Linked DNA regions of Homo sapiens: regions 1, 2, 3, 4, 5 and 6 are each linked to region 7. A link is a loop called in an ENCODE intact Hi-C map of the cell type or tissue named here. Cell type or tissue: PC-3. All regions are shown on one strand. Region 1 holds the start of RDX (radixin). Region 2 has its middle 29 kb from the start of LINC02715. Region 3 holds the start of LOC107984385 (a long non-coding RNA gene). Region 4 overlaps FDX1 (ferredoxin 1). Region 5 holds the start of LOC105369484 (a long non-coding RNA gene). Region 6 overlaps LINC02732 (long intergenic non-protein coding RNA 2732). Region 7 has its middle 96 kb from the start of RDX.

Region 1 (4,000 bases), 96 kb before region 7:
ATGAGCAGTGAGGATGACCAGAGATCACCATCATTGCCATCTTGGTTTTGGTAGATTTTGGCTGGCTTCTTTACTGCAACTTGTTTTATCAGCAAGGTCTTTATGACCTGTATCTTGTGCTGACCTCCTATCTCATCCTGTGACTTACAATGCCAAACCTCCTGGGAATGCAGCCCAGCAGGTCTAAGCCTTATTTTACCCAGCCCCTATTCAAGATGGAGTCACTCTGTGGTCAACGCCTTTGACAATCACAGCTCACTGCAGCCTCAAATTCCTGGGCTCAAGGGATTCTTCTGACTCTTCAGCCTCCTGAATAGCTAGGACTACAGACATGCCACCATGCCTGGCTAATTTTTATAATTTTTTTTGTAGCGATGGGGTTTCACTATTTTGATCAGGCTGGTCTTGAAAATCCTGGGCTCAAGCGACCTTCCCGCCCCAGCCTCCCAAAGTGTTGGGATTACTGGTGTGAGCTTCAGCACTGGCCAGTTATGAACATTCTTTTTGTTTTTTTGCTTTGTTTTTTTTTGAGAGGGAGTCTCGCTCTGTTGCCAGGCTGAAGTGCAGTGGCATGATCTCGGCTCACTGCAATCTCTGCCTCCCGGGTTCAAGTCATTCTCCTGCCTCAGCCTCCCAAGTAGCTGGGATTACAGGCGTGTGCCACCACACCCAGCTGAGGTTTGTATTTTCAGTAGAGACGGGGTTTCACCATGTTGGCCAGGATAGTCTCGGTCTCCTGACCTCATGCTCTGCCCGCCTCAGCCTCCCAGGAAGTGCGGGGATTACAGGCATGAGCCACCATGCCCTGCCATGAAAGTTCTTAGGGGTTGAATCACAGTGCCAAATAGCTTTATAAAGAGATTATTTCAGTTTACACTCCCACTCACCATGTCTGAGAGTACCCTTTTTATCTCACCAGCCTTGACTGTTATCTTTCACTTAAATATTTACTAATAGGATACCCAACTAAAATGTTGCAATTTTTGGTCTGTTTGCTGTTGCAGAAGATAGGATAAAATCAAGGCTTTTGGAGTCAAACATATATTTGGGTTTGGTCACTGCTCTGCCACTTCCTAGTTTTGTTACATTGGGGAAATTACTTACCTCTTTTTAAGCTGTCTTATTCATCGATTTTTTTTAAAGGGTCAATAATAGTATTTATCCCAGAGGGTTTTTGTAACCATTAAAAGAGACAGTCATGTAAAAGAATTTCACACCAGTGTCTGGCACCTGACCAACAACAGTGAATCCTTCACTTTCAGTTGCAAAAGTGTGTTATATAATTTCATTTGATTAGTGTACTATGTAGGAATTTACATAATACTTTTTTTTCTTACCTACTTCATGGGAAGTATTACGTAATACTTTGACTATGCCTGCAACCTGATGTGGTAGGCTGAACAATAACCAGGATAATTCTTGCACCCTAGGGAGAGGTAAGGAGTGATCTTTTGGTGGTCCCTAAGAACCACAAGAACCTATTTGGTCGCAAGTCACACACCTGGTTCCCATCCTTGAGGAATTTGCTATCTAAAGGCCCTTGAGTTTAACCCTTGAGTCTCTTGGGGGCTTTTAATTGTTCGGAGAGGTCTCAAAGGGCAATAGTGGAAACTCACTGAAGAGGCAGGCTAGTGAAAGTGATTTGCAGATATTTCCTGGAAAAGCTACTGTCTCACCTAAGGTAAATGCTAAGGCAGGAAGTATAGGAGTTATTTGTCCTATAAAAGTAAGTATACTCAGGCGTTTTGTTATTTGAATCTAAAGTTTGTTCACAAAAGATAAGCTAAAAAAAGTATTGCAAACAGGGCAAGCCAGGCGAATCTGATTTTGTGCGCTTGCTGTTTGTATACTCATAGCAAGTTTTGCTCCCTGAATCATCCCAGCAGACAATACTGAGGGGACTCAGCATGGATTAGATGACAGAAGACTGATCCAGAAGTCAGGAGCTTCCTGTCTCATCCCAGCCACTAACTAAAGTGAGTGGGCTAGACTTAGTCTTAAGATCGAATGCCTAACTTTCTCTAAATCTAGAATTATGTAGGTTTGGCGGCTCTTTGGGGCCCTACTTCCAACTTTTTCTTGCTAACCAACTCCTTCCAACTGCCAAAGCATGTCGTTGGTAATAAAAAATTATCACACATCCTTGCTTGGATTAAAATTTGCACTCCTGATTTGGGGTCTTATCCATTGAGGTTTTGGTGAAGTTTGAAAATTGTCGCTGAAAAATTAAGTTTTTCTAGTTGGCTAAAACCTGCCAAAATAATGTAAACGTTCTTTGTTGCAAATCTAAATTCCGCTCAGGTAGGCCCTTTTCTCCTTCCCAGTCCAGGATCTTCAAACCTAACAGCCAAGTCTCACGCTTCATTTGGTCCCCGGCTCCCTCTGGGAAGAATTCCTCCTCTGGGGGCGACGGCAACGCCCTCAGTGAGTTTGCTGGCACCAGCGGGAGTTTCAAGTTTCCACTCGTTGGGGAGGCGGCGGGCACACTCCGAGCTTTGGGCTGGGCGGCTCCGCTTCCCTCGACCGCAGGTTTAGCTGGAGCCCAGCGCTCTCTGGAAGGGCTCGACCCTCCGGCGCATTCGCCCTATTTCCCTGGGCGCTCCCGAGCCCGCAGCCACCCACCTCGCGTTGGCCGGCCCCAGACCGCGACCCCCGGCCACGCCCGGAGCCAGGCCTGCGGCTGCGAGCCTGCGGGAGGGGCGGGGCGGGGGCGGCCCCCAGCGGCGGCGTTGGCGCTCAGTCCGCGGCGCGAGGACGGCCGGCCGGCAGGGGGAGGCGGGGGGGCGCCGGGCAGCCCCGCCTTTTCCCGCGGAGGCGCCGAGCGGCCATATTGCGGAGCTGTCTGCGGTGGCGGCGGCGCCTCTCGTCTCCCGCGGGCCAGCGCTCGCACCACCGCTTCTCCCTCCCTGTCGCAGCCGCGCCGCCGCGCAGCGCCCCAGCCACACGCCGGCGGGCAGAAGCCGCCCGCTCTCCGGGTAAGGCGCGGCGCCCTCCCTTCCCCCACTCCCCGCTCCCGGTTCCTCCGGAGACGCTAAGGTGGCGGCGCGAAGTTGCGGGGCCCGTGCTGCCCGGCCGTGGCGCCGCCGCCAGGGCTTGGCGCGCCTCCGCTCGCGCCCAGCTGGCCGAGGCGCCACTGTGGTAACGGCCCGGCCGGCCAGGCTCCTCCCGGGGCTGGTAGGGGCCGCGAGGCCCTGCCCGAGTCGTGGCTGAGCCGCGGCCCGAACGTGCCTGGCCGGGCCAAAGTCGACCTTCGCCGCCGCGGGATTCTCCTTTCCTCGGGGCGCGGAGTCTGCCTTCAGCGCCGGTGTCGGACCCCCAGCGCCCTGGGGACGGTGGGCTCCCGCTGCCTGGACTGGGCCCCGGGCCCGGGCTGGCATGGTCCCAAGGGTTGTTTGAAAATCCAGATATTCAGCGTAGGTAGAATTCGATTTTACATTTATTAGAACTTGTTCCCCGGCCTCCAGTTTGAAAGGAGGGGTGTTAAATTACTAGAGAGCGTGCGTTCCGCCCCAGTGGCAAAGGGGATGTTGCATGACAGGCTTTGGGGCGCCAGTCGCTCCCGCCGCTCGCACCCGCCAGGCCAGGGCCGCGGTTCCCGGCCGCAGCTCTACCTGCTGCTGTTGCAGCTCTCGGAGCCCTGTAACTTTCTCGGGCCCTTGAGGCCGCTCAGTTTTAGTGTCTCAGACCCCACCAGACAAGTTCAGTACATGATATCCCTCTTTTCCTTTAAAGGATTCTAAACTCAATTCCCGGACTAACTTTGAAAGGGGGCAGTGCATTTTTGTTTTTTTTTTTTTTTCAGTTTAAACAGACTACATCACTTCCTAGACAGATGTCATGTTTCTTCAGACATTCCCAATATTTGGTGGTTTTTTTTTTTCCTTAAAGAGTAGTTACTAGGTTGGAAATGTGTTAAAAGTCAACTTCATAAAAATATATTTTAAAATACATTTGAGATTTTGGTGGAAGACACGTTGCTGAGGAACTCGATGGCATTCTT
Region 2 (4,000 bases), 350 kb after region 7:
TTGACTTTCAAGTCTTATTATTTAAGCAATATATTTCATGAGGCTAGAGCTGCCTTAGATAGCAATTCATCTCATGGATCTGGGCAAAGTAGACTGAAAATCTTCTGGAAAGGATTCATCATTCTAGATGACATTAAGGACATTCATGGTTTATGGAAGAAGGTCAAAAATGCACATTAACAGGAGTTAGGCAGAAGTTGACTCCAATCCTCATGGATGAGTTTGAGGGCTTCAAGATTTCAGTGGAGGAAGTAACAGCAAAAGTGGTGCGAATAGCAAGAAAGCTAGAAGTAGAAGTGGAGCCTGAAGATGTGACTGAATTGCTGCAATCTCATGATACAACTTCAATGAATGAAGAGTTGCTTCTTATGGATGTACAAAGAACGTGGCTTCTTTCTTTCTTCTTTTTTTTTTTTTTTTGAGAAGGAGTTTCACTCTTGTTGCCCAGGCTGGAGTGCAGTGGTGTGATCTTGGCTCACTGCATCCTCCGTTCCTATGAAGATACTGTAAAAGTTGTTGAAAGGACAACAAAGCATTTATTTTTTATTTATTTTATTTTTCTTTTTATAGATTTAGGGGGTATAAGTGCAATTTTGTTACATGGTGCATTATGTAGTGGTAAAGTCTGGGCTTTTAGTATAATCATCACCTAAATAGGTATACCTTGTACCCCGTAGGTAATTTTTCATCCCTCACCCGCCACTGAATTTCCCACCTTTTAGAGTTTCCAGTGTCTATTATTCTACTCTGTATGTTAGGTGTACACATTATTTAGCCCCCACTTATAAAGGAAAACATGTGGTGTTTGACTTTCTGTTTCTGAGTTATTTTACGTAAGATAATGGCCTCTAGTTCCACCCATGTTGCCACAAAAGTCATGATTTTTTTTTTTATGGCTAAGTAGTAGTCCATGATTTATCACATTTTTTTAATGCAATCATCCAGTGATGGACTTTTAGGTTGATTCCATGACTTTACTGTTGTGAATAGTGCTGTGATAAACATATGAATGCAGGTAGAATTTTATATAATTATTTATTTTCCCTTTGGGTAGATACCCAGTAGTGGGATTGCTGGATAAAATGGCAGTTCTATTTTCAGTTCTTTGAGAAATTAATAAAACACCAAAATCAGGAGAAAGCAAAATGTGGTGAATGTAATTAAGGAAGATTTTATGGGAACAGAATTTGTTTTGACTCTAAAAAAAGGTAGATAGATAAGGGAATAAAGAATGGGCATTTATTTACATGCTATATTTTCTCTAAGGAGACACCACCATTCTATAAGCAGCAATATTTTGAGCCTTGGCAGGCGAGAATGATAAAAATGAAGACCCCAAGATACAGAAAGTTGTGTTAAGTCACTGAAGTGGTGACCGAATGACCTGAGCGTCTTCCAGACACATGTATTGCCAGATTTTGTCTTTCTGTGAATGTACATTTCATTGCTCTTCTTGAGGAGACAAATATCCATAACTGAGTATAGTAACTATTCATATAGGAAGCAACTAAAAGAAGTACTTTAAGATGTCTTTGCTGTTTAACTTTCTGGTTTCTAGAGCTATGTCTCCGCCTGATGGGAGGTAATGGAATTACGGTAAATTTACAAGGGCAACTTGAATAGAATCATGCTTATTACATCAGCTAGAAAATCACCCAGCTAATTATAGGAAACAGAGAAAAAAATCCCCAAAACAATGATGACCATAAAATATGTAGTTTGCTGAAGTTACATTTTCTTATTGCAGTGAATTACTTAAGATGTATTTCTTCCCTATAGAGAGCTATACTGTTTTAATGCATGTACTATTGGGAACATTGAAAAGCATCAGTGCTATTTCATTTAAGGGGTGTTGTTGTTGCACTTCTCAAAAAGTATTTCTTTATTTGCTGATGTGTATTTAATAAAAGGATAAACTTCATCTGGAATGTTATTGACATCAATTTGAGGGGAGGGGGTTGTTGTGGGAGGAATATATTAGAGAGAAATTTCAAAATTTTTCATGGATACAGACAGTTCCCATACATGATTCATGTAACAAAAATATAACAGTATTTATTACACTTCAATTTTTACTGGACTTAGTATATATCAGTCTTTGCAGTTTTTGTGACTCGTTTTCTTCTAATCCCTGATAAAAGCATGGATTAACATATTATCAGCCTCTTGGTTTAGAAGTAGAGATGAGGATTTCTGTGTTTCAGAATCACCCATGGCCTCTTTTGGTATAAAAGCTAGAGTTGAAAATAGCATGCAATATTTAAAAAAAATCACATTAGTTATTTAAGATCACATAATAAACAAATTTAGATATGTTTTAGAACTCTTTATCCTTTGTCTGGGAAAGAGAGTACTAAGAATTAAGCCACAGTAGGTTTAAAAAATTACTTGATTTATTGGATAGTTATGAGAAAGAAACTAACAATTGGCAAATATCCTGAGCGCTAAATTTGGCTAGGTGCTTTAGATAGATAACATGCTTTTGAAAAAGCGGTGTTATTTCCCCAATTCACAGAGGGGGAAATAGGTATTTAAGCAACTTGCCTAGGATCACATTGCTATTAAGATGTGAACCTGATAGAACTGGCCCCACATCCTCATCCTTCTCACTGCTTCATTTATATCCCCATTGTAGAAATTAGAGGAGCTTTATTGTAGAAATGGACTCATACAATTATGGAAGCTGAGAAGTCCCACGATCTGCTGTCTGCAAGCTGGACCACCATGAAAGCTGGTGATGTAATTCAGGTGGAGTTCAAATGCCTGGGAACCAGGCCAGGCTGCTGGTGTAAGTCTCAGGTTCACAGGCCTGGGAACCAGGAGCTTTCATGTTTCAGATAAAATAAATTCATCCTTTATTCACCTTTTGGTTCTATTCAGGACTTCAGTGGATTGGATGATGCCCATTAACATTGGTGAGAGTGATCTTTACTCAGTCTGCCTATTCAAATGCTCATCTCTTCCAGAAATATCTTCAAAGACACACCCATAAATATTGTTTAGCCAACACTCCCTTAGCCCAGTTGAGTTGATTCATAAAATTAATCATCACACACACTCCTCATTTCAGCAAAAAAAGCTGAGTGGGACCAGCACCCAAAAGTAATAGGCCAGTTAAGGAAATGATTTAAAGCCAAGTCAGTGAAAATACTTAACAAAAATGCAAATGTCAATACCTTATATTAGTATGTAATGTCTTCTATTTGTAATACCTATCAGTTTAGAAATGCTTTTATAGACATTATTTTATTTACTCCTCACTGCAATCCCAAGAGAAAGAAACAGCTGAGAGTGATTTTCTTTTTTTTTTTTTTTTAAACAGGTCAGGGGATTGAGGCTTGGATAAGTTGTCTCTTGCCCAAGACCACTGAGCTCCTTTTGGTGTGTGATTTCTGCAGACCTAAATGAAAAATGTATTTGTCTCACCACTTTCTTTTCTATTCCCATCCTTCATACCTCATTGTGGGCTTTCCGTGCTAGGCATAAGGTATGGAGAAAATGCAAATTTAAACCCAGTGGGTTTTACTCCCTGGCACCCTTCTCATCTTTGAGTTCAGAATCTCAAAGGCTTTCTTTCCACAGAAAAGCATATGTTAACTCATCACTTACTGTACCTCAAGTAGATACTTTTAACAACAACAACAAAATTGGTGATGTCCAGCAAGATACAAATTTCAAGCTGAATGTGAAAATGATTTTAAGATGTCAAAAGTTAATTAATTCAAAATTATCATCAACTACATTTTGAGCTCCGATTCTACTCTGAGATACATGTATTCAACAAATATTGTTCAATAAATTAGTCAATGATTCCATAGTACTGAAAGGCGGGGCATGGTGTGACGGAGGAACCACGTTTGCCATTTGCCAGCTGTGAGAGCAATGGCAGGTTAATCTTTCCTAATTATTTTTTCATTTAAAAAAACGAAGCTGTTTATGCCTATTTCATGGGGCTTTAGTGAGGAATAAATAATAGTGCATGTAAGGGACTTTGTAAAGT
Region 3 (4,000 bases), 180 kb before region 7:
GTGAGCTATTTTGCAGGCTGGTAAACTTTCATCTTAAACTTCTTTGGTTCAGGTGAGGGCAACTAAGGTGGTGGGAGGGGACAGGGTATCCAAGCAGGGGCCTGGTATATCCTGTTTCTTCTGTAGTTTGCTGACTGAAGCCGATTCAAGGCACTTTGTCTTGGAAATGGACCACTGTATACATTATTTCTTTCATCAAACCTGAGCGTAGAAGTAAAGTGAAACAGCCAAAAATGCAATTCCAACTGTTAGAAAGTTATAGATAGGCCGGGCGCAGTGGCTCACATCTGTAATCCCGGCACTTTGGGAGGCTGAGGCGGGTGGATCACCTGAGGTCAGGAATTCAAGACCAGCCTGACCAACATGGTGAAACCCTGTCTCTACTAAAAATACAAAAATTAGCCAGGCACAGTGATACTTGCCTGTAGTCCCACTTACTCAGGAGTCTGAGATAGGAGAATCTCTTGAACCTGGGAGGAAGAGGTTGCAGTGAGCCGAGATCACACCACTGCACTCCAGCCTGGGTGACAGAGTGAGACTCTGTCTCAAAAAAAAAAAAAACAAAAGAAATTTGCAGATAATATCTTGGACCAGATTTCCCTGAGAGAAGGAGGGTAAAGGGCCTGGAAAACTATATAAGAAATGTGTTCACTTAGAACCACCCAGCACTTTGGAGGCCAAGGCGGGCTGATCACGAGGTCAAGAGATCGAGACCATCTTGGTTAACATGGTGAAACCCCGACTCTACTAAAAAATACAAAAAAAAAAAAAAAAAAAAAACTACAGGGCGTGGTGGTGCGCACCTGTAGTCCCAGCTACTCAGGAGGCTGAGGCAGGAGAATCGCTTGAACCCAGGAGGTAGAGGTTGTAGTGAGCTGAGATCGCATCGTTGCACTCCAACCTGGGCAACAAAGCGAGACTGTCTCAAAAAAAAAAAAAAAAAAAAAAAACCCAAGACTCAAGTCAGTCCATGTGATCCTAACAGAAGTAAAAATTATTAATGGAAGGTTCTTCAGAAAGGCAACCTTTGCACACTGAAAACAGCAATTTAGGACCTGTAACATGAATGAAAGTCTGTAGCTTCCAAAAGTCTTTAGTCCAAATAATTAATTACTATTAAAGGACACTAGAACTTTCCTCCAAAAAGCAAAATGTGTCCAGGGCCAGGCGTGGTGGCTCACACCTGTTATCCCAGCACTTTGGTCCAAGTGGGCAGATTGCTTGCGGCCAAGAGTTTAAGACCAGCCTGGGCAACATTGCTAAGCCCTATCTCTAGAAAAAAAAATATAAAAATTATCCAGGCATGGTGGCAGTAGTTGCAGCTACTGGGAGGCTGAAGTGGGAGGATCACTTGAGCCTGGGAGGCAGAGGTCACAGTAAGTCAAGATCACACCATTGCACACCAGCCTGGCCAACAGAGTGAGAACTTGTCTCAAAAAAAGAAAAGAAAATGTATCCAGGAGGTAGGACCAAAAAACATTTAAACTCTTTGTGTCCAGGAATAGAGCAGAGACCTTGAAAAGGCAGAATTAAGTATAATTGCTGTGGTCTGAATGTTTGTGTCCCCCGCTAATTCGTATGTTGAAATTCTAACCCCCAAGGTGAGGATGGTATTTAGAAAGCAGGCCTTTGGAGGCCTAGGGCATGAGGGCAGAGTCCTATGAATCAACTAAGTGCCCTTTTAAAAGGGCCTCTGCCCCTTCCACCAAGTGAGGACACAGCAAGAAGTCATGCTCTATGAGAAAGCTGGCTCTCACCAGACACCAGATCTGCTGGCACCTTGATCTTGGACTTCTCAGACTTCAAAACTGTGAGAAATAAGTTTCTGTTGTGTATTAGCTACCCAGTTTACGGTATTTTGTTGCAACAGCATGAACAACCTAGGACAATAATTTTAATGTGTAAAATTAAATTTAAATGTTAAATTAAGTTTAGCCTAAAGCTACTTCCTTACATATTTTAAGTTCAGCCTAAAGGTTTCTCCATACATAGTGAACTGTAACCTAACTGAATGTGCAAACAGACTATGACCTGCTCTTGTGACAAGCAGCTGAGGCTCAGCCAATCACAGCAGCTGAGTTTCAGCCAATCACAGGTGGCCAACTGTTTGTATAAGGCAAACACCCAGCTGTCACCAATCCAGCTGTTTCTGTACCTCACTTCTGTCTTTAGTCCGTCACTTTCCTTTCTCCATAAATGTTATTCAACCACGTAGTAGCCCCGGGTTTGCTCTGAACCTGTTCTGGTTCTGGGGGCAGCCCAACTATTGTATCATTCTCTGCTCAAACACTGTTAAATTTAATTTGTCTAAAGTGTTTCTTTTAACAAAGAGAAGGTGTATTAGATTTCCACCTAATTTGAAAATTTCAAAGCCATAATGGAGAAGCGCAGGCACTACTGGTCATTTTTGTCCAGTAGATGGAGCCCTAGTAGAAAGGAAACAGTCTGGCAAGTATCAAAATTTCTCAGAGGAAGATTTGAACGGGGAATTCACTGTGGATTCCACACCCTAAGAGTCCATTAGGCAGCCTGCCAGAGTTCTCCCCAGCCAGTCTGAGTGAGAACTCCCAGCGGAAGGACCCTGAAATGAACTAATAAAGTAACCAGCAGGACAAAGCAATGTGCCATGGAAAGAACAACAGATTTGATTTTAATCCGAATGCCAAGAGTTTGTTTTTGCAAACATACAAAACTTTAGGAATTAAGGTGGGTTGGAGGTGGATTTGTGATACTCATTGGATTAGAAATAAAAGGTTAACAAGTATATTAAAATTAAAGCCATAAGGCTGTGATTTTATGGTGTGTATGTATTTGAGGGAAAGAGGAAAAAATACATTTAAAAGGCTTGTAATTCCCTAAATACCCATGACTTATTAATTATACATGGAGTAATTAATAATACATAGAGTAATTATTACAATAATACATGGAGTAATTAAAATTTCTGCAACATTTGATTATCAAGATGTGATATAATTTATTGAATTGGATTATAGTTTGTGGATGTGCTTAGCGCTCTACTACTTTTTAAAATGCTCTCCCACACATCATCATCAGAGCACATCTCAGAGATGGAAATTTGTGATTTGCCCAAGGTTAGTGGGGCAACTGATAAAAAAAGGATCCTGTCTTACATACTCCCACCCTTTGTTGTAAGCTCCTGTTGGATGCCAAGAATCACCTGCTGCCTTAGTTCTTTGAACAGGTTTTATGTGTTTGATGGAAAAAGGGCACTTTTCAAGAGAGAGAATAGCTGAGCTTTGAAGAATGGAATGACCAGGATCTGAGTAGAGAGAGTGGCAGGAAGGGGAGCTGGGGCTAGGCAAGCTTGGGTTCACAGAGCTGCCCCTCTCTTATCTACCTGGTGGAGGGGGAGTAGAGATCATGATACTCCAACCCCTCTCTTCATGAACCTGGAGTAGGGAGAGTAGAAGAGAGAGGGAACAGGGGAATCTCATAAGATTGCTTGGTAGCATAACGACCTCGGCGAATTTAAAGTGGAACTGAGGTCCTTAGTCTTAGTCCATTTGTGCTGCTATAACAAAGTATCTTACACTGGGTAATTTATAAACAACAGAAATGTATTGCTCACAGTTCTGGAGGCTGGGAAGTCCAAGATAAAGTGCCAGCAGGTTCAATGTCTGGTAAGGGCTCATTGCACAGAGATGGTACCTCTTGCTGCATTCTCACATGGTAGAAGGGAGCAAACAGCCTCCTTTTAATCTCCTTTACATTATCCCATTTATGAAGGCAGTCTTCATGACTTAATCACTTCCCCCAAAGTCTCCACCTCCATGCTATGACATTGAGGATTAAGTTTCAGCCTATGATTTTGGAAAGCATACCAACATTCAGACCATAGAACCAGCCAATGAGATTGTGGGCTATTCTTCCACCATACTCAATGGGCAAAGACATGGAGTAGGGCAGAGAGCTGGATTTAACCAGGGTTGGAGTTTGGCCAAGTGAGTTTAAAGTACAATTAAAAGGACAAGGGAGT
Region 4 (4,000 bases), 230 kb before region 7:
GTACAAAGAACAGAACAATGGTGTCACTCTATTATTCTTTATAAACAAGAATATAACACTAACACATCCTGAATGTTAATATTTTACATAGCATGCTATAGGTTAAACTTCTTCAAAAAAAAAAACCACAAAATAAAAATTTGAAACCTAACAGTTTCACTTATGCATTTTAAGAAATGTTTCATACTCACCAAAGCCATCAATATCTAGATTATTTTCAACCACAACATCTAGCAGAGAATCACCAACTTTTCCTTTGGTTGTTAATGTTTCACCATCACGGTTTATAAAGTGGACTGTTATTTTATCTTCTGAGCTGGAAAAAAAAACAGTCCTTTAGTATTTTTAGTAATTTCAAAACATAATTTAAAATAATTGGTTTAAAAGCCTATAAGGCCTCCAGAGTAGATGGGAATACAGGTGCCCAGCACCACGCCTGGCTAATTTTTTTTATTTTTATTTTTTGTAGTGACGGGGTGCCACCATGTTGCTCAAGCTGGTCTCAAATTCCTGGCCTCAAGCCATCTTCTCAACTTGGCCTCCTAAAACTCTGAGATTACAGGCCTGAGCCACCATGCCTAGCCGAAGGTATTTTCTTTTCTTTCCAAAGCTTATTTGGAAATCAAAGGCATATATATCTACCCACCTACCAGGTAATAAGCTCTACTACCTTACAGGAAATGGCAATGACTACCTGGTCAACGCCACCTGGTGGCCTCAGTATATGTCTCCCTAATAGTCACAGTTATAAAACATTTGGCAATTATTATCACTCATGAACTCTATTTTACTCTCATACAAGCCAGTGCAGTAGCTTGCACCTGTAACCCCAGTACTTCGAGAAGCTGAAGTGGGAAGATTGTTTGACGCCAGAAGTTTGAGACCAGCCTGGGCAACATGGCAAGATCCCATCTTTACAAAAAATAAAATAATTAGCCAGGTGTGGTGATGTGATCTGTAGTCCCAGCTAATTGGGAGGCTGAAACGGGAGGATCCCTTGAGCCCAGGAGGAGGAAGAGGCTGCAATGGGATATGATTGCACCACTGCACTCCAGCCTGGGCAACACAGCAAGACCCTGTCATTTAAAAAAGAAAAGGCCAAGTGTGGTGGCTCATACCTGTACTCCTAGCACTTTGGGAGGCCGAGGCAGGGGACTGCTTGAGCCCAGGAGTTTGAGACCAGCCTGAGCAACACAGAGAGACCCTATTGCTACAAAAAATAAAAATAAAAATGAGATGGTTGTAGGTGTATGAAAAATAAAAGGCATGGTGGTATTTGCCCATAGTACCAGCTACTCATGGGGCTGAGGTGGATCACCCGATCCCAGAAGTTCAGGGCTGCAGTGAGCCGTGATTACACCATTGCACTCTAACCTGGGCAACAGCTCAAGGCCCTGTCTCAAAAAAAAAAAAAAAAAAAAAAACAAAAAAAGTCATCACACAGCTCTCTGAAAAACATGAATGTGTCCATAAAAGACTAGACCAGGGTTGTAGTGAGCTTCTAAAAAGCAAATCATGGCCGAGCATGGTGACTCACGCCTGTAATTCCAACACTTTGGGAGGCCAAGGCGGGCGGATTACCTGAGGTCAGAAGTTCAAGACCAGCCTGGCCAACATGGCGAAACCCCGTCTCTACTAAAAATACAAAAATTAGGCATGGTGGTACATGCCTGTAATCCCAGCTACTCGGGAGGCTGAGGCAGGAGAATCGCTTGAACCCGGAAGGCAGAGGTTGCAGTGAGCCGAGATCAAACCACTGCACTCCAGCCCGGGTGGCAGAGTGAAACTCTGTCTCCAAAAAAAAAAAAAAAAAAATCAATAGGGCGATTGCTTTTCCAGTGCTACATAGAATACTACTGCTGAGAGATGTTGTTTAGTAGTTTTCTGCGTATTTGACATCTCATTTCAGTCCACATTGTATACTTACAAATCAAAGGGACTAGAAAAAGTTTATTTGTTTGAATCTGTAAGATAAATACCTCCTTACATGTTTTTTTAAGATAGTATGTTAACTATCAGCTAGCTGACTTAAATTTCCTTCACTTCTCACAAACATCCCTCCAAAATTTGAGAAGCCATTATACTAAAAACTAGATCCTTATTCCTCCACCATTGGTCATTTTAATTTTTACCTCACACTTGAAAAGATTCTCTTCAACTTAAAATAATGAGTTGTTATTCTTATTACTACCAGTAGATGGCAATAGCCCATCAAACAAATCTTTAAGTAAAACTCAGAATTAAATAATTTCAGAGCCATAACTATCTCGAAAGTTATCAAGTCCAGTGATCCCATTTCACAAATGAGGCAACTGAAGCCCCACTGGGATAATGCCCTCCCTAATATTATAACACTGGGAAAAAAAACAGGATTCTATTCATTAAAACTCATCAAAAGGGTGTGTGTGTGTGTACCAGAATGTTCCTCAAAAGGGCCTGCGCTCTCCAACTTCTTTTCACAGCCAAAACATGCTTTAAAACTAGTATTCCCACATATTATTCATAATTTTCAACATGAATAACTGCCATTTTTTTCAAAGTACAATGGCTGAGAATGAAAATACCCTAGAGGCAGGGAGGCCACTTTGGAGGTTATCAAAACAGCATAAACTAATCAGGGACAGAGAATGCAGTGACTTAACAGACATCCAGGAGGTAGACCAAAAGGTTTTAGTGACCATCTACATAAGATAAACTGAAAAGCGGAAAGAAAAACATTGGGATTTCCAGCTCACACAATTAGGTGGTACCATTTAACCTAGGTTTAAGACAGGAACCAAAGGAACTTTGGGGAAGACAGAAATAAGTTGAAGCTTAGACCTGCTGAATTTAATAATGAAAAAGCCAGATGAGAATGTCCAAACACCAGATGGCAATATGGGTATGGGTCTGAGCCCAGCAGAGAAGTCTAGAGATTTGACATCAACGAATGCCTGGTAGCTAAAGCTACAGGAAGCACATTAGAAAGAATTCCATCATTTATACACACTACTGAAAGCCAGAGGTTTCAGCGTTGCTGTTCTTCTGAAGCACTCTAGAGCTAAGCTTACAGCAAAGGAATTCGAAATCTCTTACATCAGCCTCCTCTTCTATAAAATTGGACAACATTAATCTTATAGTTCTGACAATGTATGCAAAATACGTAACACATAGTAGAATTCAACACACACTGATTAATAACTGTTATTTAAAGACCAAGCCCTTTTGCTAAGAAGCCCAACCTGTTGGTCTGTATTAAAGGTAAACAGCCCTACAAAAAACTGCCAAGTAAGAGTATTAACAGGTTTACCAAAGAAGAGGAGAGGAGGCGGAAACGAAAGAAAAATGTAATTCTTAAGTTGAAAGAGTATGGAACCTAAGAGTCAGAAGATGTAGACCCTATGCTGGGAGTGGTCACTCACGCCTGTAATCCCAATACTTTGGGAGGCTGAAGCAGGCAGATTACTTGAGGCCAGGGGTTCCAGACCAGGCTGGTCAACATAGTGAAATCTCATCTCTACTAAAACTACAAAACTTAGCCGAGTGTGGTGGCACGCGCCTGTAATCCCAGATATTCGGGTGGCTGAGGCACGAGAATCGCTTGAACCTGGGAGGTGTAGGCTGCAGTGAGCCATGATGGCACCACTGCACTCAGGTGAAGAGTACACCAACACCTCCAAAATCACCACTAAAGAACTAACCCATTAACCAAACACCACCTGTGCCCCCAAAACTACTGAAATTTTAAAAATAAATAGAAATTTAAAATTTTTTTAAAATCCGCAAAAACTTCTTGAGTTCTAGTCCTAGTTTTGCCAGCTACTTAATATGAAATTTTTATTCCCATTTATCTACCCTCCCTACCTCATAGAATTGTCTTAAGAGTCATACGAAACAATACACGTGAAAGATCTTTGCTACCTGAATCACTGCAAACCCCCTTGTGTCACGGTATTTTAGAGTAAAAGGAGTTTTTCTGACTCTCAATTACTGATAGCTTATCGAGTTGTTAAACTTCAAA
Region 5 (4,000 bases), 260 kb after region 7:
AAAAATGCTCACCATCACTGGCCATCAGAGAAATGCAAATCAAAACCACAATGAGATACCATCTCACACCAGTTAGAATGGCAATCATTAAAAAGTCAGGAAACAACAGGTGCTGGAGAGGATCTGGAGAAACAGAAACACTTTTACACTGTTGGTGGGACTGTAAACTAGTTCAACCATTGTGGAAGTCAGTGTGGCGATTCCTCAGGGATCTAGAACTAGAAATACCATTTGACCCAGCCATCCCATTACTGGGTATATACCCAAAGGACTATAAATCATGCGGCTATAAAGACACACGCACACATATGTTTATTGCAGCACTATTCACAATAGCAAAGACTTGGAACCAACCCAAATGTCCAACAATGATAGACTGGATTAAGAAAATGTGGCACATATACACCATGGAATACTATGCCATAAAAAATGATGAGTTCATGTCCTTTGTAGGGACATGGATGAAATTGGAAATCATCATTCTCAGTAAACTATCACAAGGACAAAAAACCAAACACCGCATGTTCTCACTCATAGATGGGAATTGAACAATGAGAACACATGGACACAGGAAGGGGAACATCACACTCTGGGGCCTGTTGTGGGGTGGGAGGAGGAGGGAGGGATAGCATTAGGAGATATACCTAATGCTAAATGACGAGTTAATGGGTGCAGCACACCAGCATGGCACATGTATGCATATGTAACTAACCTGCACATTGTGCACATGTACCCTAAAACTTAAAGTATAATAATAATAATAATAAAAGCAACTTCCAGGAGAGGTAGATACTCTTTCTCTTCCATGATCTGTAGGTGTTTTAAAGTCTCCTCCTCTCTCCCCCATAATATTGGTTTATTCTTCTAAGTTTGTGGACAGAGCTTTGAAGAACTGAAGAAAGCAGAGAATTCCTGAGAGTACAAACTGCTCACACAAGCCAGTCGGAACATTTTAATTGTTCTAAATAAATTTTATTCACTTTTGCTCTTCCTTACTCTTTGGGGATGCCAGTTTCATAAATTACTTCCTACTCTGCACGTACTTGAGATTAGGGTCTTAGTTGGCACAGGGTCCAAGCAGCCGCTTGACCCAATGGTAAGTGACTGGGATGATACCCTCCCCAGGCTCCTATTTTATGTAATCCAGCACTCAGTGAGTATTTTGGAAATGAATATTTTGGGGAGAGAGGGGAAGGGGGTTATCCTTCTGACCTACTTACTGATAGAATTATCCGTGAGGGTGCAGTCAGCTTATCACTCATCTGTAGTGGGGAAACAATCTCAGCTGCTTAGGAGGCAGACAGGCTGCAGAAAGAAAGCCAAGACTCTGAGAACCCACTCTGGTTCAGAAACAGAAGTGTTTGTTTCCATCCTTACAACTCTGAGGCCAGGAGAGTATATTTTGCAAGTCATGAAGGAGAGATGATTGGGTCAATGACCAATTACGTTTCTGAGGAAATTGCTACGAAACAATACTCCACAGTCACAGCCAGAGGAATGCGGAAGCCTGGAGTCTCATACAACTGATGGAGCAGTTCCCTCTAGTGGTCGGAGCCTGCGCTACCGAATGAAGCAAAAGCATGTCTTGTAATTCCACAAATTAAGGCTCAAGAAAATAGACCCTTTTCTTAGTTCAGGCCATAACTAGCAACCTCTGATGTTCATAGGTGAATTTTCAAGATTTGTAAAACAAGCCAACTTCCATGGGCTCCAAGACGGGACCTAGGTTATGATTGGTAGACAGCCACCCAGATGCAAAATTGTGAGGTACTCATTTGCCTTTGACATCTCAGCCTCACTTTCATTATTAAAAAAACTTCCCTGTGCCACAAAACTTCTCGATTCTCCTGAGTGCAGCCCATCCTATATATATTATGAATACAAACCTATTGCCTCCATCAAGATCTGTGATCTAGTATCAGACTGTTAACATTTTTCTGTGAAATTAAGTATTTCCCAATGGAAATACATTCTAAGCCTTGTTTAATCCTCGTAACAACCATGAAGTAGGTTTCTATTTTATTTCTTGTTTTTCAGATGGAGAAACAGAAACATGGAGGTTATGTAAAGTGCCCAGTGTCACCTAGCTAGAAGGCTGACTCAAATCTTGAACTTGAGTAAAAAGACCGAGGTTATGTTCCTGATTGTGTGTTTTGGGGCAAGTCCTTGAAGCACCTCTGAGATTTTCTTACCTATGAAATGGGGATAATAATTCGTGCTCTGTGTACTGCGCTAGGTTACTATGAGACCATTCATTTATTTCCCAAATATTTGTTGAGTGCCAACCATATGTCTACTGGAAGCACAACTGTGATGACAAATGTGTTCTTGACTTCATGGGCTTTGCATTCCAATGAGGAAGACAGAAACAAACAAACAAAGTCATTGCAAATTGTGCTAAGGGTTTTGAAGGCAATGATGCAGGAGTTAAGTTAGGGAAGCAAAGTTGAGGGTGGTGGAGTGTGTATAGTGGTGTGACTGCATTACTTCAATTACTTCAGGTCGGGGAGTAGGGTGATCAGCAAAATCTCAGAGGAGGTGACATGTTAGTTGAGACCTGGGTTTGACTGGGAACTTGCTGTGGAGAAACATTGAAGAGGATGGGAGAATGGATTGTTCCAGATGGAATGGCATGTGCAAATGCCATGTTGTGAGAAAGAGCTGGCTATATTTGTAGAAACTGAGGAAGACCAGTATGACATCATCAGTGGAGTTATTGCACGTAAAGATGTGGAAAGAGCTATAAAAATTAGGGAGTACAAATACTCTGAAACAAAGGCACAGACACATTTGTTCCACTTAGGCCAGCTACAACAGAAGGTTTCATGAAAAATCTGGTTAGAATAATCCCAATCGTTGTTCCTCCTCTTTGCCTGTAGATGCATGTGGCAACCTCTGCTGCTGCCCATTTTTTAGTGTGGCGGGACAGTTTATTGAAACATTTGGGTCTATTTTTCTGTATTTTCTTCTTTCCTGTTCTCCTGCGCTGCCCTGTGTGTTTTGTCTCAGGAATTTTTTGCAGTTTTATTCAGTCTTTTTATTAAAACCCTATACCATGGAAGGAATAAAGCTGGGCACCATTTTTTTCTCTCTGTTTTCTCTCCATGCCACTTGTTTTTTTAAATTATGATTTTTATTTACCAAAGCATTATATAGTTATTGTAAAACACAGATATGCAAATCAAATAAATTTTAATTACCTAATATCCTACCAGGCAGAGGCAAGAATTATCAAGCTTTTAATGAATACATAGTCTTCTATAACCTACTGTTTTCCTTTGATATTCCTCTGCAATTCTTTTTAACTTTTAATATTTTTCAAAACTCGATTAAAATAATTAGGCCTTAAAAGTTACTAGCAAAGACAATCTTTTAAAGAATTAAACAGTTAAGAAAAATGTATAGGCTGTACTTACCATTAACTTCAAAGCTTAAGTATATGATTAATTAACTAAATAATGTTTTATCACACATTTAAAGTTTACTTTGGTGTCAAAAATCTCTAGAAAATTATCCACAACTTTGAGGATTCTGGTTTGGTAAGTGGTAAGACTTCTGTAGGTTCTGATATCAACTTAATCATTTCCCTTTTCTTCTCTCTGATTTCTAGTTCTCTAAGGTATCCTTACATCAGAGAGAAGATAGAAATAGCTATAGATCAAATTTAAAAAAATCCAAAAACTTAGCTGAGTATCTGGCACACAATAGAGATTCAAATAACGCTAATTTCTTTACTTCCATTTTCTTTCTCTAATCTAAGAACATAGAAGCTACCCAGGTTTATTTTTTTCCTAATTAGATGAAGATATTTTTCCTTCTTCCTCCCTCTCCCTCATCTCCCTTTCCTTCTTTCCTTCTTTCCTTTCCTTCCTTCCTTCCTTTCTTCCTTCCTTCCTTCCTTCTCTTGCAAGAATTATTACACTTTTCCATCTTCTTTCTAGCTGGATATTTAGATAAACTACTTATTGCTAATTAAGTTTGGATATTTATTACTTTTAGC
Region 6 (4,000 bases), 170 kb before region 7:
ACAGGCATGAGCCACTGCGCCTGGACAAGTAAGCAATTTATATAACTGTATTGGAAAAATGAAGAGAGGGAAATAGGAAGGGTTAGAGTTGGATAAGAAATCAAAGGCTTCAACAATTTCCTTCCTAGGATCATACTCTATACATATTTTTGACACATATGCAAAGATTTATGTACAAAGATTTATGTACAACAATTTATGTACAAAGATTTCCATCATTGAATAAGAAATAGCAAAAACAGAGATGACTTAAATATCTATGAATTGGAGACTCTAAAACAGATTATGTTTGAATGAAATACAGTTTTTGTGGGGTGTTTTTGAGATGGAGTCTCACTCTGTCGCCCAGTGCAGAGATGTGATCTCAGCTCACTGCAACCTCCGCCTCCAGAATTCAAGCAAATCTCCTGCCTCAGCCTCCCGAGTAGCTGGGATTATAGGCACGTGCCACCACACCTGGGTAATATTTGTATTTTTAGTAGAGACAGGGTTTCACCATGTTGGTCAGGCTGGTCTCGAACTCCTGACCTCAATTCATCCACCCGCCTCAGCCTCCGAAAGTGCTGGAATTACAGGTGTGAGCCACCGTACCCAGCCTATTTTAATTTTTTTTTTTTTTTTTTGAGACAAGGCATTGCTCTGTTGCCCAGGCTGGAGTGCAATGGCACAATCTCGGCTCACTGCAACCTCTGCCTCCTGGGTTCAAGCCATTCTCCTGCCTTAGCCTCCCAAGTAGCTGGGACTACAGGCGCAAGCCACCATGCCCAGCTAGTTTTTGTATTTTTAGTAGAGAAGGGGTTTCACCATGTAGGTCAGGGTGGTCTCAAACTCCTGACCTCAAGTGATCCACCTGCCTTGGCCTCCCAAAGTGCTGGGATTACAGACATAAGCCACCGCGCCCAGCCCGCATTTGTTTTAAAGCCATCCCCAATATATGCTGACGTGATCTCTGGATACTGAAAATAAAACAAGACAAAATACACAAACAGAAACAAAGTGGAGACTAATGGGTCCATATACTACCACCTGTGAGTATTTTAATGCATGTATCAATATACACATACACATTCACAAACATTGAGTCTTATGTATATACAGACTATCTGAAAAAATACACAAGAAACTGCCTGTAGCAATCGACTTTGTGGAGGGGAATTATGGTTAAGAGGGCAGAGATAGATAGGGAATTGATGTAGTTTGGATGTTTGCCCTCTCCAAACCTCATGTTGAATATGCTCCCCAGGGCCGGGCACGGTGGCTCACGTTTGTAATCCCAGCACTTTGGGAGGCCGAGGCGGGCGGATCACAAGGTCAGGAGTTTGAGACCAGCCTGACCAACATGGTAAAACTCTGTTTCTACTAAAAATACAAAAATCAGCTAGGCGAACTACGGGTGCCTGTAATCCCAGCTACTAGGGAGACTGAGGCAGGAGAATCACTTGAACCCAGGAAGCTGAGGTTGCAGTGAGCCCAGATCACGCCACTGCACTCAGCCTGGGCAACAGAGTGAGACTCTGTTGAAAGAAAGAAAGAGAGAGAGAGAGAGACAGAGACAGAGAGAGAGAGAGAGAACTCCCCACTGTTGGAGGTGGGACCTGGTGGGAGGTGTTTGGGTCATGGGGGCAGATCCCCCTTGCCATCCTCATGGTAATGAGGAAGTTCTTGCTCCGTTCACGCTCTGTTCATTCACATGAGAGCTGGTTGTTTAAAGGAGATTGGCACCTCCTCTCTCTATCTCTCTCTCCTGCTCTCTCTCTTGCCATGTAACATACCAGCTCCCTCTTTGCCTTCTTTCATGAGTGGAAGCTTCCTGAGGCCTCACGAGAAGCAGATGCCAGCACTATGCTTCATGTACAGCCTGAGAACCATGAACCAAATAAACCTCTGTTCTTTATAAATTACCCAGCCTTAGGTATTCTTGTATAGCAACACAAATGAAGTAATACAGGGACCTACTCTTCACTGTATATAATTTTGTCACTTAAAAATTTTATGCTAGTGAATATATTACTTATATAATAAATACATGAATATTCACTATTAATATTATTCATGAATAATATAGTAATTATTGATTCAAATGAATAATTTTTCAAACGAAGGATAAAAGCAACCTGTTAAAAGACGAAAAATTTTTAAAAACACAAAATTAGCCCCCTTAATAGCTTCATATATCAAACATAATCTTAAAATATCTTTTCAGTATGTTTAACAATTTTCCTTTAGGTGGCAGTAATTACATATTTATTTTTTATAATAGCCACCTGACTAGCCTTTAGAATCAGTTCAACAATAATATTTGGTTGTCTTATTTTTCCTTTTCATAGGAAAAAAAATGTTTAAATATTAGAACCTACATTTATAAAATGCATGGCCCAGAAATGTTCCTGACTATTGTTATTGAAAATGAGAGAAAACAAGTTACAATTCAAGGGATATAAAACAGACTGGAAGGATATTCACCAACATGTTGGCAATGTTTGTCTCTGGGAAGTAGAACAATTAATAGGTGAGTTTGTTTTGCTCTTTTTGCTTTTCCAAATTTTCTACCATGAACATGGTTTTGTTTGTTTGTTTGTTTTTGTTTGTTTGTTTGTTGAGACAGAGTCTTGCGCTATTGCCCGGGCTGGAGTGCGGTGGCGTGATCTCGGCTCACTGCAACCTCCACCTCCTGGGTTCAAGTGATTCTCCTGCCTCAGCTTCCCAAGTAGCTGGGATTACAGGCAGCTGCCAGAACATGGTATCTTTTAACAGCTTGTTTATTCTGCAATCCTGACCCATTAAAGGCTTCTTAAGCCCTGGATAATTGAAGGTGGTATGGGCTTCAGTCTTATCTGGCTCTCAAGTATTTCTAATATCACCAACCCCTTTGATTTCTTAACTGTGGAATGAAAATAATGACAGAAACTTTAGGCATCTCATTATATGACTATCGAGGGAGAGGTTTGGGAGTGAAGGATCCTTTTAATACTCCTCAAATCCAGAAATTATTTACTACCAAGTTAATAAAACTATTTCAGGACCTTCCTCCCATCCACCCCACCCCACCCATTTGTATTAATCCCTTTCAAAACCTTATAACTAATTGTGAATTCATCATTTCATATTTTTAGAAGGCCCACAACACTAGATCCACCATTGCCAAAGCACACCAAAATACTCTTTGACAACTTTGTAAACATCCATGCTCTGAAAGGTATGGGGGGAATATCTGTAAGCTCCCCACTGAACTAAAGTTCTCCAGGCCAGGGACCAAGCTTCCCACACTTTTCTAACCCTGTTGCCTAGTACATGTCTGGCACACTTCAGGCATTCGAAAACATTTGTAGGACTGTTGAACAGAAGTAACTATTCATGGATAGGTAAAAGCCTCCCTAAGTGTTTTCTTATTCATGGGATAGTTGAGAGTAAATTCTTATAGAGCTGTGTCTGGTGGCTAGCAGAAAGGCTATACCTACTCAAATCAACAGGCCGCACAGAAAAGTCTCCTTGTCCCCAGAAGGGCCCTCGGGAGTGACTGGAGAGCAGATCCCGCCAGGTCACCACAGTGCTACACTTCAGGTTGGCTCTGTGCCCGGCTGAGGAAAAGGAATCTCTCTCCCCTCCTTGAAAACATGCCTCAGCATATTTATCTGTGAAACAGAGAAGAAAACAAATATGGTATGTGATTTACAAATTCGCTCAAACAGGAATGCAAACTGGTGTGAGACACCAAATGAGAAGAGTGAGAATTTAAATGCCAGTGCCCTGTGATGCAACAATTCCCCCTCTGGGTGTACACCCCAAAAAATGGAAACAGGGGCCGGGCACGGTGGCTCACGCCTGTAATCCCAGCACTTTGGGAGGCCAAAGCGGGTGGATCATGAGGTCAGAAGATTGAGATCATCCTGGCCAACTCGGTGAAACCCTGTCTCTACTAAAAAATACAAAAAATTAGCCGGGCCTGGTGGTGGGAGCCTGTAGTCCCAGCTACTCGGGAGGCTGAGGCAGGAAAATGGTG
Region 7 (4,000 bases):
GTAGTGTTGCAGTTAATATGGGAGTGCAGGTATCTTTTTGATATAATGATTTTCTTTTTGGGGGGTATATACACAGTAGTGGGGTTGCTGGATCATATGGTAGCTCCATACTGTTCTCTATAGTGGTTGTACTAATTTACAGTCTCACCAACAGTGTACAAAGGTTCCCTTTTCTTCACATCCTCACCAGCATTTGTTATTACCTGTCTTAATAGGATAAAAGCCATCTTAACTGGGGTAAGATGATTATCTCATTGCAGTTTTGGTTTGCATTTCTCTGATGCTCAATGATGTTGAGCACCTTTTCATATATCTGCTGCCATTTGTATGTCTTTACTTTTAAAAAAAAAACTGTTGGCTGAGTGCAGCAGCTCATGCTTGTAATCCCAGGAGGATTGCTTGAGCCCAGGAGATCAAGACCAGCCTGGGCAACATAGTGAGACCTCATGTCCCACCCTCCCCAACCAAAAAAAAAAAAAAAAAAGAAAGAAAAATTAGCCAGGTGTAGTGAAGCACACATGTGGTCCCAGCTTCTCGAGAGGCTAAGGTGGGAGGATTGCTTGTGCCTGGGATGTTGAGGCTTCAGTAAACCATGATCATGTCACTGCACTCCAGTTTGGAGGACAGAGCAAAACCCTGTCTAAAAGAAAAATGTTAATATACTAAACTAGACAGATTTTTTTTTTTAGATGAAGTCTTGCTCTCTTGCCCAGGCTGGAATGTGAGTGGCATGATCTTGGCTCACTGCAGCCTCTGCCTCCAGGGTTCAAGCGATTCCTGTCTCAGCCTCCAGAGTAGCTGGGACTACAGGTGCAGGCCACCACGCTCGGGTAATTTTTGTATTTTTAGTAGAGATGGCGTTTCCCCATGTTGGCCAGGCTGGTCTCAAACTCCTGACCTCAGGTGATCAACCCCTGGCCTCAGCCTGCCAAAGTGCTGGGATTACAGGTGTGAGCCATGGCCTGTACTAGATAAATAGATTCTTTAAAGTGTTAAACTAGGCCGGGCGCAGTGGCTCATACCTGTAATCCCAGAACTTTGGGAGGCCAAGGCGGGCGGATTACCTAAGTCAGGAGTTTGAGAGCAGCCTAGCCAACATGGGGAAACCTTAACTCTACTGAAAACACACACACACACACACACACACACACACACACACACACACACACACACACAAAATTAGCCGGATGTGGTGGCATGTGTCTGTAATCCCAGCTACCTGGGAAGCTGAGACAGGAATCGCTGGAATCCTGGAGGCAGAGGTTGCAGTGAGCCAAGACGGCGCCATTGCACTCCAGCCTGGGTGACAGAGGGAGACAACATCTTAAAAAATAAGTTCAACTAGGTTTGCGTCCCTTATTATATATTCTAACACATAATTTAATATATATTCTTGCTATAACTTGATATATATTCTAACCCATGGCTTACCGCTTCACAAATCCTGAGCCTCCTGTGTTGTGAATATCCAGCTCATGTGATTTTTATGTATCTCACCCTCACTACCCTTCAGTTGCTGCTGCCTTCAGCTAAAATACTGTCATCTAATCTCATGCCGCCACCTGGTGGCAAAGCTTGGAAATTTCTGACGTCTCTTCACCTTTCTTTCCCTGTTAGGGAAACTCATACATGCAGTTTTCTCCTTCAGTTCTATTCCCTCTCTTGTGCCTTTCATCTATTAACTTTACTCCCAAATCCTCCTTTCTCATGCTCTCCTAAATTTTCTCATTATTTTCATGAAAAATAATTCTCTTCCTTTGCTCTCTCTGCTCCTTTATGAGTCTAAATCTACATAAATAGTACTACTAGTTAATCACAGTGAGAATAATATTACTAGTGACTATGGAAAAACTACAGCTATACATTTTGAAATGACATTTCTTTTTTTTTTTTTTTTTTTTTGAGACGGGAGTTTTGCTCTTCTTGCCCAGGCTGGAGTGTAATGGCCCGATCTTGGCTCACCGTAACCTCCAACTCCCAGGTTCAAGCGATTCTCCTACCTCAGCCTCCTGAGTAGCTGTGATTACAGGCATGCGCCACCATGCGCGGTTAATTTTCTTATTTTTAGTAGAGACAGGATTTCTCTATGTTGGTCAGGCTGGTTTCGAACTCCCGACCTCAGGTGATCTCTGCCTCGGCCTCCCAAAGTGCTGGAATTACTCAGCCTGAAATGGCATGTCATACAATAAAGTGCCAGCCAGACTAACCTTCAAAGTCTTTGAAAATAGTTAGAATTCCCTTTAAAATGTTCTTAAATTTCAGGTACTATTGAACCATCGAATTATTTCTGGCCAGGTTAACATCAAGCTCAAGTATTAAAGAAGAATTATAAAACCATTAATAAATGTCATTGTTTCTATGTTCCTTTATTACAATCTTTGACAAATTTGGAGTTTCTACTGTATTTTACTGCAAAGACTCAGCTTTTCATTATGGGTTAAACTGCCTAGAAACAAAATCACTCTTCATGACGTGGTTTCCATGGGAAACAGCCCACCACAGCTGCCCTTTTGGTTCATAACTCATTCGTAAGATAGAGATTGCTAGTAACTGCATTTCTAATTGTTTTACCCACAAGGTTAGAAAATACTGTAACCAGTATTCTCCCCAGTCAGGGAACTGACTCATGGATACGTTTGGCCAGTTTAGCAGTTTCTTTGTCAAGTTAATTCTGACTTTGTTTTATCTCTAAGGGATATATCGGAGAATGGCAGGTGAGTCAGCTGAGGAAGACAGACCAGAGAGAGTAGGGCTGAAATTGACCTCTTTAATTCCGGCAATGCCAACGTGTCTGCAGAGGAGGTAGTTTTCATGGTTTGTTTGTCTTAACCTATCCAGTCTTTTAGTAGGCAGGTACTGAGAATTTGCTTATTCAAAAACATAGCAACTATTGATTTCAGAGTAGGCACTATAAAGTATTTTGGATCCATTAGTCTGGTTGCTACCTGAAAATAACTTTAACAATGCCTCGGTTAATCAAAAGAGAACTTCACATAAAATATAAAATCTGGTAGAACACATTACTGAATGACATGAAGTTCTGATTTTTATGGCTTTAAGACAAGACCTACTATTCTAAATAATAGGTCTTATTATTGAAAGAGACTAGTTAGCTTGTGTAGAGTTGCTGCACTATTTGAAGTCTAGCATCTATTTAAAAGGAAGGTTTAAAGTTATTCTTATTTCCACATTCTAATCGTGGAGTTTCAAAGGTGGACTGGAAAAAAAAAGAGGTTAAAGATTAGGCAGACAGTTTGACAATAACAGGCCCTACATAATCCAGGCTGACAAGAGCGCCCTGATGTTGCAATGTGCTGAGCAAGTAGTCAGCCTGCCCATTCAGCTTCCTACTGTGTTCTTTTGCTAAATGCTTTCTAATCTCTTAATGTCTCTTTTGAAAGGTGGGGACCCAAACTGTATGCATTGTTCCAGATGCGCTCTTGCCAAAGCAGCATAAAGCAAATGTAACCCTTAGGAAGAAGGCTCCCTCCCTCACTAGGTAAGTACAACTGGCAGCCGTGGCCAGGGCCAGCTCACCTGCCCACTAGACCTGCCACACCTTCCACTGCCAGGATGCTGGTGGGACCTCATAAAATCTGAACCTGTTCATCCACAGGACCTGTGGATTTCAAGTCAAAGGAACTGACCAAGAGCAACCTCTATCTTTACAGCCTCTGATTCCATCCCTTCCAGGTTCTTTCCCAATAGTTTGCATCTCTTGGGCTCTTTGCCAATCAAGAACATCATCCTCCAATTTAATAATTTTGAGGTGAGCTAGAATTTATTAAAATGATGTTTTACCTGTAATCTTGGTGAGCTGATTGGACCTCCTACTTTAGGGGATTCTCTTACCTTTAGAAAGAGCCCTCTCTAGCATTGAGAATGAAAGTATTATGGTGCAAGTTCTCTTATGACACTTCTGTTCTGCTGGGAGGTTTTTCTTCTTTTTAAAAAATCCATATTCAGGCCTGGTGCGGTAGCTCATGCCTATAATCCCAGC

Evidence for each region. Peaks named below come from ENCODE experiments on the same cell type or tissue, not always from the same donor. Only the 100,000 strongest peaks of a DNase experiment are listed, where the experiment ranks them.
Region 1: a loop joins it to region 7, with 3 times the contacts of the local background. A loop is called at or near these places in 21 of 110 quality-filtered maps.
Region 2: it touches region 7 in a loop (16-fold over the local background); 9 of 110 quality-filtered maps call a loop at or near these places.
Region 3: it touches region 7 in a loop (10-fold over the local background); 106 of 110 quality-filtered maps call a loop at or near these places.
Region 4: it touches region 7 in a loop (14-fold over the local background); 91 of 110 quality-filtered maps call a loop at or near these places.
Region 5: a loop joins it to region 7, with 6 times the contacts of the local background. A loop is called at or near these places in 36 of 110 quality-filtered maps.
Region 6: a loop joins it to region 7, with 10 times the contacts of the local background. A loop is called at or near these places in 106 of 110 quality-filtered maps.

Annotation. Positions count from the first base shown.
Region 1 is chr11:110,295,442-110,299,441 of GRCh38, reverse strand. RDX (radixin) reads left to right here and starts at 2,828. Exons shown (of 14, transcript NM_002906.4): 1 at 2,828-2,975. RefSeq lists silencers at 2,446-3,245, 3,296-3,345, 3,356-3,455, 3,586-3,645 and an enhancer at 2,859-3,731. In PC-3, no CTCF peak of the experiment used is centred here; DNase peaks (open chromatin) are centred at 811, 1,891 and 2,431; H3K4me3 peaks cover 3,084 bases; H3K27ac peaks cover 3,979 bases.
Region 2 is chr11:109,850,946-109,854,945 of GRCh38, reverse strand. No RefSeq gene overlaps it. Among named protein-coding and RNA genes, the nearest start is that of LINC02715, 29 kb to the right of the region's middle. In PC-3, a CTCF peak has its summit at 1,569; DNase peaks (open chromatin) are centred at 1,575 and 3,045.
Region 3 is chr11:110,375,313-110,379,312 of GRCh38, reverse strand. The region is part of intron 2 of LINC02732 (long intergenic non-protein coding RNA 2732); the gene reads right to left. LOC107984385 (a long non-coding RNA gene) reads left to right here and starts at 1,712. Exons shown (of 2, transcript XR_007062885.1): 1 at 1,712-1,810. In PC-3, CTCF peaks have their summits at 2,199 and 2,400 (motif pointing right); DNase peaks (open chromatin) are centred at 2,092 and 2,452; H3K4me3 peaks cover 1,121 bases; H3K27ac peaks cover 329 bases.
Region 4 is chr11:110,432,150-110,436,149 of GRCh38, reverse strand. It overlaps FDX1 (ferredoxin 1), which reads right to left. Exons shown (of 4, transcript NM_004109.5): 2 at 192-316. Among named protein-coding and RNA genes, the nearest start is that of FDX1, 4.2 kb to the right of the region's middle. In PC-3, CTCF peaks have their summits at 519, 718 (motif pointing left) and 2,214 (motif pointing right); a DNase peak (open chromatin) is centred at 699; H3K4me3 peaks cover 165 bases.
Region 5 is chr11:109,943,928-109,947,927 of GRCh38, reverse strand. It overlaps LOC105369484 (a long non-coding RNA gene), which reads right to left and starts at 1,399. Exons shown (of 3, transcript XR_948004.2): 1 at 1,221-1,399. RefSeq lists an enhancer at 1,571-1,660. In PC-3, a CTCF peak has its summit at 1,553 (motif pointing left); a DNase peak (open chromatin) is centred at 1,487; H3K4me3 peaks cover 1,260 bases; H3K27ac peaks cover 1,740 bases.
Region 6 is chr11:110,365,993-110,369,992 of GRCh38, reverse strand. It overlaps LINC02732 (long intergenic non-protein coding RNA 2732), which reads right to left. Exons shown (of 4, transcript NR_135100.2): 2 at 3,459-3,632. Among named protein-coding and RNA genes, the nearest start is that of LINC02732, 13 kb to the right of the region's middle. In PC-3, a CTCF peak has its summit at 2,254 (motif pointing right); no DNase peak of the experiment used is centred here.
Region 7 is chr11:110,199,080-110,203,079 of GRCh38, reverse strand. It overlaps a transcript of RDX not described here. Among named protein-coding and RNA genes, the nearest start is that of RDX, 96 kb to the left of the region's middle. RefSeq lists a silencer at 2,522-2,816. In PC-3, a CTCF peak has its summit at 1,573 (motif pointing left); DNase peaks (open chromatin) are centred at 1,549 and 2,679; H3K4me3 peaks cover 522 bases; H3K27ac peaks cover 2,426 bases.